Regions from separate parts of the Homo sapiens genome. Here region 1 is linked to region 2. A link is a contact called in ENCODE Hi-C or POLR2A ChIA-PET data. All regions are on one chromosome and are shown on one strand. The core of a region is the stretch at or near the end of the contact, and the rest is flanking DNA. Distances in the headings are between cores, read along the strand shown. Region 1 holds the start of TIMP2 (TIMP metallopeptidase inhibitor 2). Region 2 holds the start of C17orf99 (chromosome 17 open reading frame 99).

Region 1 (4,962 bases), core at 388-2,887, 780 kb after region 2:
TAGATTGGTGCAACTGAAAACTTCCCCAGCTGGGCACGCAGCTCCTAGGGCTAACCGGGGTGGGGCAAGAAGCCGTGGGCGGGGTATGGGAAGGGCGTGGCTGACAGCAGGAGAAACAGAAAGTCCCACCTCCACTCTGGGCAGGTGAGGGGGCCCCCGCCTTGCTCCATCTGCCCTGGACAGGTCACTCGACTGAGACTCAGACATAAGAAGGAAGGAGGGCAGGGGGCTCCGAGACCACCTGCCGTGTAGCCAGACTTGCCCCAGGAAAACCATGCTGACCAGCACCAGGGCTGCAGAGGCTTGAGGTGCAGGACCAGGGTGGAAACTTCGAGCCAGCGGGTTCCTCCCATTTCTGCTGGTCCTCCCCCTCCATGGATCAGAACAAATAACTGGGCCCCTCCTGCCTCCCTCCATGGCGCCTGTCTTTTGGGGGCTAGGAGTCCGGAGGTCATGGGTATTTGCTGGGGAATCTGAGCAGCAGCACAGTCCCACGTGCCGGGTCCGGTCACCAAAGTCTCCAGCTTTTGTGGACGTCCCGAAAAAGCGGAACATTCGGGGGTCCCGGTCCCTGCCCAGCCAGTTTGCAGGGCCTCCTGGGCAGGGCGCAAGCAAGGAGCCACGCCAGGAGACGCCACCGGCTTTTTCACCTGCCCCTCTGGGCCTGTGGAACCTGCCTCGGGTAGGGCGGGCTTCCATCCCACCCTGGCTTGATCGGGGAGCCCCCAAATGGGGCTGGTGGGAGAAGCCCCAGCAGAGAAGCCCTTCCCCACCCAGCCCCAAGCCCAGAGAAGCCCAACTCCCACCTTATCTGCGAAAGTTTCTTCCTGGGGTCCCCAGTCCTCCAGCCCCCCGCCCCCACGCCGTGTCCCCCACGCTCCCCGCCCCCAGCGCTGGCATCCCAGGGCGCGCCGCCTGCCAAAAGCCAAACTGGCTCCCTTTCCTGGGGCTGGAGCTGCGGCGGAATTTCGGTGGAATTTTGAGGTTGAGACGCATCTCGGCAAAGAGAGGGAAAGAAAGGGAGAGGAGGGAGGGGGGAAAGAAAGTCGGCTCTGGGCGTCCACTTGCAGGATTCGAGAAGGCGCCGAGGGACCAGGAGGCGGGCGCTGGGGTCCCTCGGCCAGCGGCGGGCGGGCGGGGCGTCTGCGAACCCTCGGGGTCGCGGGGGAGGTGGGGCCCCGCGCGGGGGCTGGGGTCGCCGCTCCTTACCTACATCTGCATTGCAAAACGCCTGTTGCGGGTGCACCGGGGAGCAGCTGCAGGCGTCGGCCGGGCGAAGCAGCGTCGCCAGCAGCAGGAGGCCGAGCGCCAGCCGCAGGGTGCGGGCCGCGGCGCCCATGGCGGGCCGGGGGGCTGGGCGGGCGGGGGCCGCCGCTGGGGGGTCCGGGCGCTGCTCGCGGCGGCGGGCTGGGGGCGCGGGCGGGGGCTGAGCCGGGGCCGAGGCGGGCCCCTCCCGCGCGGCTCACCCTCCTCACCTGCCCCGCTCGGCCGCGCAAACTTTCTCTCCTCTTTGTCTCGGGGGCGCGAGGGGAGGGGCGCGGGGCGCAATTCGCCGGGCGGGGCGGCGGGGTGGGGGGCGGCGGGCGAGCGGCGCTGCGGTTCTCGGCGGCCGCGCTGCCTTCTACGGATGTGTTTGCTGCGGGCTTGGGCCGGGCCGCAGTTTTATTGCGCTCGGAGGATTTTCTGCTCCTCCTCCCGGTGGCTGGCGGCCAATGCAGGCTCTGGGCGCTCCCAGCAGCCCCCTCCTCCCCCTCCGCCCGCGCCTCCCCCCAGCCCGCGCTTTTGTTGTGCCCGGCCTGGCACGTCGGGGGCTTCCCGCACCACCTGGCGCCCGCGACCCGCACCCGCGCGGGGGTCCCCGGACGCCCCCAGCCCCCCGACCCCGGTCCCCGCTGCGTGGCCTTCTGCGCCCGGGGTCCCTGACTCAGCGCGGGGGACTCGCGCCCCGTTCTTCCAGGACACCAGGCGACCCACCCGCTACCCTTTCCCCTTCAGCTCGACTCTGGAGGGCTACGCTGCTCCGTCCCCCGCCACCCCGGGGTCCCTTCGAGCCCAGCCTCGGGGCGAGCCAAGGGGTGTCCTTTGGAGCAGGGGCCGTTCCCTGTCGCCACCTCCCCGTTTCTGTGGGCGGGTGGCCTATTGAGAAACTGACAGGATCCCTTTTTCAAATGGAGGCCTTAGAATTTTAAGTGCGCCTGGCCAGTTTAGTTGGGGGGTGGGGGGTGTGGTTACTGTGAACAAAACAGGATTTTATATAAACTGGCCATATTTTTGACCAGCCAACAAGAGACGGGGGTGGGCCCAGGCGCCCAGGAGCCAGTAGGATCGCAGCAGAGGCATTGGCTGGGTTCCGCTCACAGTTTCCTCTCTTAGTCCACAAATGTGGGAGCCGAAGGACTTTTCCCAAAACAGTTTTGTGTTCCAGGAAAGACCCAGGCATATGAAGGGATGAACATGTGTAGGGTGGTGAGGCGGGCTTCCTGGCTGTGAACCTGCCTGTGCCCGGCTGTGGGCACCCACCCTGTACATTTGGTGTGTGCCCCGTGGGGCTCCATGGACACTGCTGCACTCAGGTCAGCACTCCAGCCCTCAGGTCAGCATTCCAGAGTGTTTGCAGTCCAGCTAGGGAGAGGGAAGCCCAGGAAAATGACACAGGAAGAATCAGGGCGGGCACGGTGGCTTGCGCCTGTAATCCCAGCACTTTGGGAGGCCGAGACAGGAGGATCACTTGAGGCCAGGAGTTTGAGACCAGCCTGGCTAGCATTTAGTAGAGACAGTGAAACCCCGTCTCTACTAAAAATACAAAAAATTAGCCGGGCTTGGTGGTGGGCGCCTGTAGTCCCAGCTACTCGGGAGGCTGAGGCAGGAGAATGGCATGAACCCAGGAGGCGGAGCTTGCAGTGAGCCGAGATCATGCCACTGCACTCCAGCCTGGGGGACAGAGCGAGACTCCATCTCAAAAGAAAAAAAAAAAAAAAAAAAGCCCGGGTGCAGTGGCTCATGCCTGTAATCCCAGCACTTTGGGAGGCTGAGGTGGGCGAATCACGAGGTCAGGAGTTCGAGACCAGCCTGGCGGCTAACACGGTGAAACCCCGTCTCTATTAAAAACACAAGAAATTAGCCGGGCGTGGTGGCGCGCGCCTGTAGTCCCAGCTACTCAGGAGGCTGAGGCAGGAGAATCGCTTGAACCCGAGAGGCGGAGGTTGCAGTGAGCCGAGATTGCGCCACTGCACTCCAGCCTGGGCGACAGAGAAAGACTCTTGTTTTTTTTTGTTTTTTTTTTTTTTTTTTTTAAAAAGAATTGCCCACTAAATTGTGCGGTGCTGACTTGAGGTATGAAACTTTGGAAAATAGTGAAAGAATGGAAAAACAGCTTCTTTCTGTTTGTGTATGTTTTGTAACAGACAGTTCTGAGAAAAGTTAAATAAGCAATGCCGTTATTTTTAGCACCCTGACAAATCCAAAGTCACTTTTTTGGTTTTTGTTAGCGTGAAATAGAGTTGGGTCGTTCACAAAATGATGTTTGAAGCTAACGTTTAAAAGTACAGTTAATTCAGAAAATTGTTATGTGCTGGCTGCCTTCAGCCATTTCATCGTTTTCTTTCCTTCTTTTTGGTTACAGGGGGAACAAAATGCTGTTGAACTTGTGTTTCAATTTGTCAGTTCATGATAGAAACAGGTAGCATAGGGGCTCTCGGTCTTTTAGACAAGCTCTACATATAAGTGATCAGGTACATGTTAGGGTGATAAATACCTTAGAGCAGTTGTGGTGCTGACAGCCAAGGGGGTGGGGCCAATGTGGGATGTACCTGGGAGGAAAGGGGGGCCTGGGCTCCAGGGTTGGGGGGCGTGAGACTGGAACTTCCAACCCAAGGCCTCGCACCTGTATCCTGGACTGCCCTCCCCGAAGTCATCCCCACCAGCACACAAACAGGCTGGAATTGCTCCCAGGAAAAGTGAAGCAGAAATCTTGCCAGGTGCAGTGGCTCACGCTTGTAATCCCAACACTTTGGGAAACTAAGGTGGGAGGATCACTTGAGGCCAGGAGTTTGAGACCAGCCTGAGGAACATACTGAGACCCCATCTCTACAAAAAAAAAATTAGCTGGGCGTGATGGCTCACACTTGTAGTCCCAGCTACAGGGAAGCTGCGGTGGGAGGATCGCTTGAGCCTGGGGAAGTTGAGTCTGCAGTGAGCCGAGATCACACCACTGCACTCCAGCCTTGGTGACAGAGTGAGACCCTGTCTCAAAAAAAAAAAAAAAAATCTCTCCCCTCAATTCCCCCACCAGAGAGTACTCTACTTTTCTGTTCCCTCTACCATTATCTCCTCCAAACAGGTCTCTAAACCAGAAGTTTCCAGCTTTCTTTTCCTCCCTTTTCTCTTGGTTCTCTCTCTCTCCCTCCTCCCTCCATCCATCAACAAATACTCATTTGAGTATCTGCTGTAGCCTGGACACCGTCCTAAGAGTGAGACATTCAGCGTCTACAGAACAGAGGAACATCCCTGGAACAGCAGGTGGAAACACGCAAGGCCCCAAGGTTGGACGATGCTGGACCTGGTGGAGCCCATGGTGTGGCGAGGAGTGAGAGGAAGGAGGGCTGAGGCAGGAGGCCAGGAGCAGGGGCTGGGAGGGGACACGGCGGAGGGCAGCCAGGCTACCGGGAGGATGTGCATTTTGTTCTGAGTGAGGTGGGAGCCTTTGGAGGGTTCTGAGCAGAGGGGCAGGATCGGACGCATCCCCTGGAAGGATGGGACTCTGGTGGGTGGCCTGGGTGGGGGCAGGGAGCCCAGTGAAAGGGCAGGTGCTGGAGATGCAGAGACTCCAGAGTCACAAAACCCCTTTCTGGTGCAGTGCCGTGAATGGCTGACCTGCGGCTGCAAAGTCAGATGAAGAGGGGACTGAGGTCTGAGGGCCCAAATGACTCTCCCAAGGGCACAGCAGGGAGGGGAGAGGACAGT
Region 2 (4,878 bases), core at 1,181-3,680:
CCAGAGCAGAGTCCCACCCGCAGGACCTTTCTGGGGACACAGTATGGGGGAGGAAACGCGGAGACGCTGGGAAGAGCATTTGTTACAGAGGACAGTGGCCTCTGCGAGCAAAAATCACAGAACATCAGCCTGAAGCGGGTGGCTAGAGAGCTTTTGGGGGCCCCCAAACTCCACACAGGGTGACCTGGGGGTGACCTTGGAGGCGTGGCTGCTGTGTCCTGGCTTACTCTGCAGTCTGGACAGAGGGGCAGCGCAGCCCAGAGAACTGGTCAGCCAGACCGGTGCACAAGTGATTCCTGGGGGCGGAGGGGTGCAGGAGAGATGTTTGGGTCCCCCAAGGCCTGGGGAAAATGGCCCATGAGTCTGCCTTCGCTCTCTGACCCCAGCTTCCCCACAGACTGGGAAGAGGAAGAGCTCCTCATGAGCTGCCTTAACTCAAGGTTCCCCTGAACACCACCACGTGGAGAAAAAGAGTGAGTTTCCCTGGCCTCCAGGCAAGAGGCTGCCAGCAGCCCAGGGCCTGGGCAGCCAGCCAGCTCCCCAGTGACCTCTGGCTCCCTTCAGTCTTCAGTTCCCTTCCCCACCCGCCTTCAGCAGAAGTGAGAACAGACTTTGGGAAGGGAAGGGAGTTTTACTAAGAAACTAAGAGAAAATGCTCTTGCTCCCCAGCTGGGAGAAACCGAAAACAGAGAGGCCGGTGGGTGCACAGGAGGCAGCCTCCATCCCCGGGACCATGGGTAGCAAGGTGCAGAAACGGACTCATGCCAGCTGGGAGAGGGGGCCACCGAGGGGTCAACAGAGCCAGTCTGCAGTGACCTCCAGGACACCTGCACCTGCCTCCCCACCATCCTTCTGGCCACTCCCTGGTCAGCAGGGCCACTCCCTCAGACCAGCTTCCCAACACACCCAGGCCTCCGGTGCAGCAAGTGCCTGGGAAAGGCTGAGAGGAGAGCTGGGCCGGGGCTGTGAGTGGCCTCCCTTGGTCAGGTGTTCACTCCTGGACGGTGCCCAGGGGCAGAGAGTGTGATTGACCGGTCAGGAGCCACAGGTGGCAGCAGCTCCCACAGGAGGCAATGGTCACCTGGTGGCAGGGGACATATTCCTGAAGGAGGCAGCCAGAAAAGGCATTCCCCACACAAAGTGTGGGAAACTGAGCCGGGCCAGAAAGTGACAGGCTGGTCCAGCAGCCCCAGGCTGAGCTTGGGCACAAAGCCGGGTGCAGTGGCCCACAGCGGAGCTGGCAGGGCCCCAGCCTCAATCCCTTGCGCCCTTACATCTCTCTGTGTTCCGGGGAATGCCTGGCCCCAGCCCTGGCCTCGGGGCTCTGGGAGGCCCTGCTCACCCCCACCCTCCCTGCATGTGCAGGAGGCTCTGTGGCTGAACTCTGCACACACACTGCCTGCGATGCAGCTGGGTCTGCTGCTGGCCAAGGCCAGCACTGGGGCCAGTTCCCTGGGGAATGACCATCCATGTGACCTCCCACCACCCTCAGTGGGGCCTGAGGGACTTCTGAAGGGCGGTGCTTGGGCACACCACGCTCCGGGACCCAGGACTCCAGGACCCATCACACTCCAGGACCAGGGGCCTCGTCGGTCTGGGGTTTCATTCTGGGGCTGGGTGCAGCCTTGGCCTCCCGGCTGTGAACCATCATGGGTGGGGCTGCCTTTTCTCAGCCCAGCAGGTCCCCAGCTGCTTGGAAAGGCCCCAGTGATTACATGAGGGTCACCTGGGTCATGTAGGACGGGCTCCTCCTCTCAAAATGAGAAGACTCACAGCCTTCATTCCCCTTGCCGCGTAGCATGGTGCTCACGGGCTCCAGAAGTTACAGCGTGGACATCTTTTTTTTTTTTTTTTTTTTTGAGATGGAATCTCACTCTGTTGCCCAGGCTGGAGTGCAGTAGCGTGATCTTGGCTCACTGCAACCTCCGCCTCCTGGGTTCAAGCAATTCTCCTGCCTCAGTCTCCCGAGTAGCTGGGATTACAGGCGCACGCCACCACGCCCGGCTGATTTTTAGTAGAGATGGAGTTTCGCCATGTTGGCCAGGCTGGTCTCGAACTCCTGACCTCAGGTGATCCGCCCATCCAGGCCTCCCAAAGTGCTGGGATTACAGGTGTGAGCCACTGTGCCCCGCGGAGCATGGACACCTTCTGCCCACCACGTGAGCCCGGGATCCTGCGGCTCAGAGGTGACTGCTGAGTCTAAGCCCTGGTCTGGCTTCAAGGTCCAAACTCCTTCCACTTCTCTGGGGATTGAGGGGGAGTTTGCTGTACCGGGCCTGCCGGGGCTCTCTGGGCCCCGCCCTGGTAGCTGAGGCCCTGGGGTGCTGCGGCCTCCAGGTTATCTCCCCACTGCAGGCACCCACCCAGGGAGCATCCCAGGGGCCTCAGGGTGGGGGAGGCCAGGAACTAGGAGGTTCTCACTGCCCGAGCAGAGGCCCTACACCCACCGAGGCATGGGGCTCCCTGGGCTGTTCTGCTTGGCCGTGCTGGGTGAGTCCACCAGGGACGTGATGGTGGGGCTGCTGCTGGGGCCTTGAGGTCTTGGGCTCAGGTGGGGGTACTGGGAGCACAGGAGAGATGAGGCCTGAAGGAAGGGCACCTCTGGAAACATGGACAGAGAGGGAAAGATCTGGGCTTGAGTCTCGGACCAGCCCCTAAACTTGCTGTATATGTGGTCCAGGGATTTCTGCACCATTCTGGGCTCACTACTTACCCATCTGCGAAATGGGCGGATGAGAGGCGATGTTGTGGGGGGAGGGGCGCAAAAGAGCTTTTGTGAGTGATGGTGCCAGCTGAGTCCTGGGGCCTCACTACCAAGAATCAGCCTGCTCCTCCCTCCTGGCTTCAGCAGGTGGGTCTCGAGGCTGTCTCTGGTCTCCCCTCCACACCAGGCCCTCTCCTTATCGCCCTTACCTCTCTTACAGCTGCCAGCAGCTTCTCCAAGGCACGGGAGGAAGGTAAGTGGCATAGCCTGCTGCAGGGAGAAGTCCCCCAGCTGGGACCCTGGTGTCAGAACCCCCATGGTGGAGGGCGCCTCGGCTGGGAAGGGAGTTACTAGTGGGGAGGTGTGTGCTGGAGGATGGCTGGACAGTTCTGGAACACTCTCTTCACCCTGCAGGGCCCTAGGAGTGATGGAGATGGGCAGGCCAAGCAGGCCAGTGTGGGGACCTCCGGGGCACACAGGCAGGGAAGTTGCTCAGCTTCCAGCCTTTGGCTGGGCTGTTTGGAGGGAAGATTCCCTGGGCAGGTGCATCCTCATCACTCTGCCCCAGGTCCCTGATCGGGAGCAGAAGCCCCCCCTGAGACCCTCACAGCTCTGCCCGGTGGGCGAGGCCCCGTGGAGGGCTGGGGAATTCTGGTGGGGCCTGGGAGGTTGGGATTCTCTGACCAGGAGGAGGGCCGTGAGAGGATGGTGAAGTTAAGGCTCCCCCAGGGGCCTGACATACACGAGGCTGCCTTCCTTATAGAGGCAGGTGGGGAGTGGAGAGTGTCTGGGACCCAGCTGGGTACAGGACCAGGGAGGAGGGGACGCTGGGGAAGGTCCCTGACAGCCCCTAGCCTGGCCTGCTTCCTCATCTTTGCCTGCTCCATCTTTCTGCCTGCACTTTCTTGCCCCATCCTTCCCTCCCCTCCCCTCATGTCCATTAAGGTGAGGATGGACAGTCACCTCCCTATATTGTCCCAACTAACCCTTGCCCCTTGTTGCTAGGCCATCAGGTTACAGAGCAGGGCCTTCCCCCTCTATTTTGCTAAAGGGCAGGTACAGGGTAATGATGACGCCATTCTCACTTGAATGAGGCCCAGGTTGAACCATTATTTCCTCATTTGCTTTAAAAACGGATACATTGTTGGTGTGGCTGCTAAAAAGAGAGCAGGCAGCTGGGGCTCCGGGAAGTACCTGTGCAGGGCAGTTCCGCCTCCCCCTCTTGGCTGGCTCCCGACTTCTCTGATTCTTGCCAACCAAGTCCTGCTAACTAAACTCCTAAGAGACTGACTGATAAATCATTTATTCATTCAACAAATACTTGAGCACCTGTTTGGTTGCAGGCACAATTCCAGGCCCTGAGAATGTGGCAAGGCACTGAAACAAACCCCTCCTGTATCTTACATTCTAGTGGGGGTTGGGGGGACAGATGATAATAAAAATAAGAACATTCAGTGGCTTATGCCTGTTATCCCGCACTTTGGGAGGCTGTAGCCAAAGGATCAGTTGAGCCCAGGAGTTCAAGACCAGCCTGACCGACACAGTGAGACCCCCATCTCTTAAAAAAAAAAAAAGAAAATGGCTCGATCTCAGCTTACTGCAACCTCTGCCTCCTGGGGTCAAGGGATTCTTCCACCCAGCCTCCTGAGTAGCTGAGATTACAGATATGCACCACCATGCCCAGCTGATTTTTTTGTATAAAGAAAATATTTTTTTAAATTAGCTGGGCATGGTGGGCGGTGCACCTGTTGTCCCAGCTACTCGGGAGGCTGAGGTGGGAGGATTGCTTGTCCGGGAAGTGAGGCTGCAGTGAACCGTAATCATTAACAGTGCACTTCAGCCTGGGTGGCAGAGCAAAAAAAGCACATTCTAAGGTATGTTAGTTAGAATGTTCTAGAGAAAAGCAAGCAGGGTAGAAGGAAAGGGAACACCAGGTAGGTAGGGGAAGGAGGGCAGCATTTGCAGGGGAGGGTGGAGTTTGGGAAGGGGCCGTGCAGCAAGGACCCGAAGGAGCCGACCGAGCAGGAAGTACCTGGGCAGGGACCCTGTGTGGCCAGAACACAGGAAGCAAGGGGCAAAGGGTATTGAATGAGGTCAGAGGCATGGTGTGGGGTTGGCCGGGGAGGGCCCTGTGGGGCGCAGCCATAGGAGGTTTGGAGGGGAAAACGCAATCT

What was found. Hi-C counts contacts between places; a loop is a spot of excess contacts on that map. ChIA-PET counts read pairs that join two places held with the same protein, here RNA polymerase II (POLR2A).
Region 1: a loop to region 2 is called in a map of HepG2, with 11 times the contacts of the local background. The contact joins the promoter of TIMP2 here to the promoter of C17orf99 in region 2. A Hi-C loop is called at or near these places in 1 of 168 maps with a recorded cell type or tissue (HepG2). POLR2A ChIA-PET finds 5 or more read pairs at or near these places in 2 of 52 experiments (activated T-cell and naive thymus-derived CD8-positive, alpha-beta T cell).

Annotation. Positions count from the first base shown.
Region 1 is chr17:78,923,750-78,928,711 of GRCh38, forward strand. TIMP2 (TIMP metallopeptidase inhibitor 2) reads right to left here and starts at 1,638. Exons shown (of 5, transcript NM_003255.5): 1 at 1,210-1,638. The coding sequence starts at 1,339.
Region 2 is chr17:78,143,955-78,148,832 of GRCh38, forward strand. C17orf99 (chromosome 17 open reading frame 99) reads left to right here and starts at 2,431. Exons shown (of 5, transcript NM_001163075.2): 1 at 2,431-2,490; 2 at 2,925-2,957. The coding sequence starts at 2,454. RefSeq lists a silencer at 1-6 and an enhancer at 3,454-3,673.